Linked DNA regions of Homo sapiens: region 1 is linked to region 2. The links are chromatin loops, found by intact Hi-C in ENCODE. Cell type or tissue: gastrocnemius medialis. All regions are shown on one strand.

The links. Hi-C counts contacts between places; a loop is a spot of excess contacts. Peaks named below come from ENCODE experiments on the same cell type or tissue, not always from the same donor. Only the 100,000 strongest peaks of a DNase experiment are listed, where the experiment ranks them.
Region 1: a loop joins it to region 2, with 3 times the contacts of the local background. A loop is called at or near these places in 21 of 110 quality-filtered maps.

The regions. Positions count from the first base shown.
Region 1 is chr15:71,124,849-71,127,348 of GRCh38, reverse strand. The region is part of intron 1 of THSD4 (thrombospondin type 1 domain containing 4); the gene reads right to left. Among named protein-coding and RNA genes, the nearest start is that of CT62, 11 kb to the right of the region's middle. In gastrocnemius medialis, a CTCF peak has its summit at 1,100; no DNase peak of the experiment used is centred here; H3K27ac peaks cover 2,268 bases.
Region 2 is chr15:71,328,294-71,330,793 of GRCh38, reverse strand. The region is part of intron 6 of THSD4 (thrombospondin type 1 domain containing 4); the gene reads right to left. Among named protein-coding and RNA genes, the nearest start is that of THSD4-AS1, 140 kb to the right of the region's middle. In gastrocnemius medialis, no CTCF peak of the experiment used is centred here; a DNase peak (open chromatin) is centred at 1,143; H3K27ac peaks cover 1,898 bases.

The DNA.
Region 1 (2,500 bases), 200 kb after region 2:
GCCAAGTCATGGAATCAATCTATGTGTCCATCAACAGATGAACATGGTATACCTATGCATATGATGGGACATTATTCAACCTTAAAAAGGAAGAAAATCCTACATGCTACAACATGGATGAACCTGCAGGACATTAAGCTAAATGAAATAAGCCAGGCACAGAAAGACAAATACCACATGTTTTTACTTATATGTGGAATCTAAAACATCAAACTCACAGAAGCAAAGAGTAGAATGGTAGCTACAGAGGCTGGAGGGTGGGGGCAATGGTGAGGTTATGGTTAAAGGGTAGAGAGACTCAGACAGGAGGAATAAGCCTTTTTTGAGATCTATTGCATAGTGCAGTGAAAATAGTTAATAGCAGTATTTTGTACATTTCAAACTTCCTAAGAGTAAATTTCAGATATTCTCACTACAAAAAATGATAAGTATTTGAGGTGAGGAATATGTTAGGTTGATTTCATTATTCCACATTGTATTCATAAATCATAGCATCACTTTGTGCCCCATAATATAATGCAGTTATAAATTGTCAATCTACAATAAAATGTTTTACAATTTTTTGAAAATAAAATTTCCATTTGATTCTTCTATTTCTTTGCTGAGACTTCTCATTTATATTTTCTTTATTTGCCTCAGGCATGGTCATAATTGCTCCTTGAGGCATTTTTATGATGGCCGCTTCAAAGTCTTTGTGAGATATTCCCACATCTCTGTCAACTCAGTGCTGGCATCAACTGATTGTCTTTTTCATTCAGTGTGAGATCTTCCTGGTTCTCAGTGTGATGAGTGATTTTCCATTGAAACCTGGACATTTTAGGTATTATGGTATGAGGTGCTAGATCTTATTTAAACTTTCCCTATTCCCTGGCTTCTTCTGACACTGCTCCAGCAAGGAAGGGGGCCCCCAACATGATGGCCACGTGGGAACAGAAGGCCAGGTTCCCCACTTGGCCTCTAGTAACACCCGAGGGGGAAAGGGGAGTCGTCATTGCTTCTGGGTAGAGGTGGGAGTTCCAGCTCCCCACCAGGTCCCCAATGACATGTCCCTGGCTTGGAGGGGCAGGAGAGCCTCCTGTGGCCTGTGCTGGTACCACAGCAGGGAGGCTCAGAGGGATGCATGGCTTCGTTACTGCTGGGTGGTGGTAAGAGCCCTGACTGTCCACTAGGCCTCCTCTGACCACGCCAGTAGGAATGAAGAATTAGTGTCCCGGAGATGGAAATGGATTGCTGGACGTCAAACAAGTTAGTGACAAAGCTGGGGCTCAACGCCCATGCCCTTGGCTGCAAGACCACTCGCTTCTAAACCAAACACACAGGAAGAATGCCAGCCCCCTGCCCAACAGAATAATGAAAGATCTCACCAGCCAAAGGACAGCGAGCGGCTGCCTCCCTTCACATCCTGCCAGACCCCAGGCCAGAAAGCACATGTGGCTGTGCGCCACCACCCCCTAAACAACACAAACACACGTCTACTTAAGACGGGTCTCCCATCCAACATACACAGCAAAAACATGTTCCCGAGCCAAGAACCACAGCACCACAGTCACCTTCGGGGCTGGTGGTCTTCCATCTGGAGAGGTTCTGGCTTTCCTACTGTTGGAATCTCTGAAACCAAGATACACCCAGGAGCAGCCAGCAGGCCTGGCGCCCCCCTCCTGACTGGAGAGCTGGGTCTGCACCCAGCTGGAGGCGCCTTCTTCGGACCTGGGGCCTCCCTCTGGCCCTGGCTGGCCAGCCGCGGTCTCAGCACAGCCCTGCTTATTCTCCAGTAAGGGAAAGCTGGTGACCCGGGAGGGGAAACTCTGCTTTCTAACAGTCTTTGTTTTTGTTTCCATTTAAAAAGGTTAGTGACTTTATTGCATGTGGAAAGAACCAAAGTAACAATTTCAAAGAGGCTCAGCATGTTTTGGATCTGACCAAATATACAGAACTTTTGAGTGAGGAGGAAAGAAAAGGGAAAAGAGGGAGCAAAAGTTTATTCCACATTCACTGTGTGCCAGACACAAGCCTTGGTGCTCCGTCTATGCTCTCGCCTGCCTTTTACAATAAAAAAATTCCAGCTAGAATCAAGTTCCAAACTCCAGCCAGCAGGCTGTTGGGAGTCAGGCAGAGCTGCTGGACTCCAGGAGAGTACACAATAATAAACCAGTGTAGGGTATAAAATTTTTTCTTTTCTTCTCTTTTCTCTTTTCTTTTCCTTTCCCTTTCCTTGCCTTCCTTTCTCCTTCCCTTTCCCCTTCCTCTTCACCTTCTCTCCTCTTCTCTTCTCTTTCTGGCTGGGTCTCACTCTGTCACCCAGGTTGGATTGCAGTTGCATGAACATGGCTCACTGCAGCCTCAAAACTCCTGGGCTCAAGCAATTCTCCTACTTTAGCCTCCCATATATGTAGCTGGGACCACAGGTGCACACCACCAGCTGGGACCACAGGTGCACACCACCATGCCTGGCTAATAGTTTGATGTTTTGTAGAGATGGAGTCTCACTTTGTTGCCCAGG
Region 2 (2,500 bases):
GGCAGAGAGAGAAAGTGAGAAAAAAATGAGTGGGTTTATATGACAGTATTGTACATCAGAAGGAACAAAGCATAGGACTGTTCTCTTCACCTGGGTCCTGGAAGAATTGAGAGGGGCAGGAAGGAAAGCGCTAACAGTTATTGAGGGGTTTACTGCATGCCAGACACTGCTAATGGATTTACATGCCTTATGTCATCTAATCCTCATAGTAACTATAGAAAGCTGATACTATTGTTATTACTTCCATTTTACAGAAGAAGAAACTGAAGTTCAGAATGGCGAAGCAACTTCCCCAAGGCTTCCCAACGAATCACAATCCTGGCCTGGATTTTAGCAGAGTTAGTGTAATTTGAGAGCATCCTCTACTGACGATGATACACAATTCCCCATGTTTGTTGAATACCTACCGTGTGCTGCGTGTTTTAATTAATGACAACTGCATGCCATTCTTAGAATAGCTTTAGAAAGTACATGTCATACCCATTTCTGAGGAGTGGGGACTGAGACTCAAAGATGAATTTAACAAAGGTCCTATAGCTAGGAAGTGGGGGAGCTCAGATTGAAAGCACATCTGAGTGACTCCACAAGACCACAAGGCCCTCCTCATAGGCACACCCAGGGCAGCTCCCACCCCTCCTCGTTTGGCCCAGGAGGGCACAACAATAAACAATACTAGAACAATCATGGTGGTCTTTTTTTTTTTTTTCCTTTGGAGACGAGGTCTTGCTCTGTGGCCCAGTTTAGATTGTGCAATGGTGCTATCACAGCTCACCGCAGCCTCGACCTCCCAGGCTCAAGCAATCCTCCCACTTCATCCTCCCTAGTTGCTGGGACCACAGGCACGTGCCACTATGCCTGCCTAATTTTTTATTTTTTGTACAGATGAAGTTTCACCATGTTGCCCAGGCTGGTCTCAAACTCATGGGCTCAAGAGATTCACCCACCTTGGCCTCCTAAAGTGCTGGGATTATAGGCGTGAGCCACCACGCCCAGCCCATAGCAATAATGGAACACTGCCTGAGTTATTTTCAATGTGCTAAGCACCCTTCATTTTATTGTTACCACAGCCCTGTCTGTGAGTGAGTGGCTTGACCTCAATTTCACGATGAGTAATTCGAGGCTTACAAGGGCAGGGCACACAAGTCACCTGAGCAGAGCTGGCGTCTCGGGAATGTCCAGCATACTGCCTGAGACATGACATCTCACAGGGGACAACATCGACTCCGTCCTCTCCTTTCCACTCAACAGACATTCGCCTTTTGGCTGAAGAAACTCTCTAATGCAAGTTGTTAAGGAGGCAGCAAAGGACGTTTCAGGGTTTCATTCTAAGCAGGTTTCCCTAAAAGAACCTTCTAGAAGTTATAAGCAGTGTGGGTCACTCAAAGGTCTGGCAACCTTTCTCTCCAACTTGAACTTTCCTCAGGCTGAAGCCTCCCACATTCTGCCGCAGACATCTCAGGAAACGTCTCTGTCCTTTCAAGTCCGTGAGATTCCAGCCGAGGCCTGACCTCACACTCAGCCTGGCCCGCTCCCTGTCGCCAGGCAGCCAGTTCCTTGTTTTTCCTCCCATAATGATGGATACAACCTGTCAGGAAAGCTGGGAATATTCTTAGCTCCTAACTGATTTTTATCTAAATTTAACTCTGAGCCACAGCACAGCACAAGCAGACTTGCATCCAGAGGGCAGCCAACATTTTCATGGCGACACATCACAACGGAGGCTTGGTATTTCTCAGATGCCCTGGCTTGGCTTGAAGCTAAAATAAGACAAATGGCTCTTTAGGAAAAAAATCTTGATCTTGTAGTACTAGAACCATCAGACTGTAGAGTTGGAGAGAAACTTAGATTTATCCAGCCTCATTCTACAGATCAGGAAACTGAGGCCCAGCAAGCACGGGCCACTTGAACCGCAAAGCTTGGTCTTGCTTTTTTCACAATACCACATTGCCTCTAAGGAACACAATGAGCAAATTAGATGGGACATCTGCAGAGGGCCATAACTTTTTATTTTGTAAATCATAAAATCAAATGTTCTGGGTCATGCAGCTAAAGCTGGTTGAACCCTGATCTCTAGTAAACAGCACCAACTGTCTGATTCAGCACATTTAATAAGCCCATGGAAAGTGGACTTTTTCCAAGGTTCAGAGTCTAAAAAAAGTTCCAACTGAAACAATTCAGCAAGTCATTCTCTCTCGCTAGAATGCTGGCTCCTGGAGAGGGGGGCATTATCAGTTTGATTCACTGTTCTATCTCTGAAGCCTGGAATCGCACCTGGAACATAGTGGATGCTTGATAAATATATATTGAATGGCAGACTGAATGAATTAATGAACGAATGAACAAATGAATAATTAGGAGGAACAGAACCATTAGGCCTGAATGACTGCTTGTAGGAAAGGGAGGGCAAAGCCACCAGCAAAATAAAGTGAGATTGTGCTTTTCCATTCTTCACCCACCAAGCTATGCAGCAATCGATGTCTTCTAGGAATTAGATAAAAGG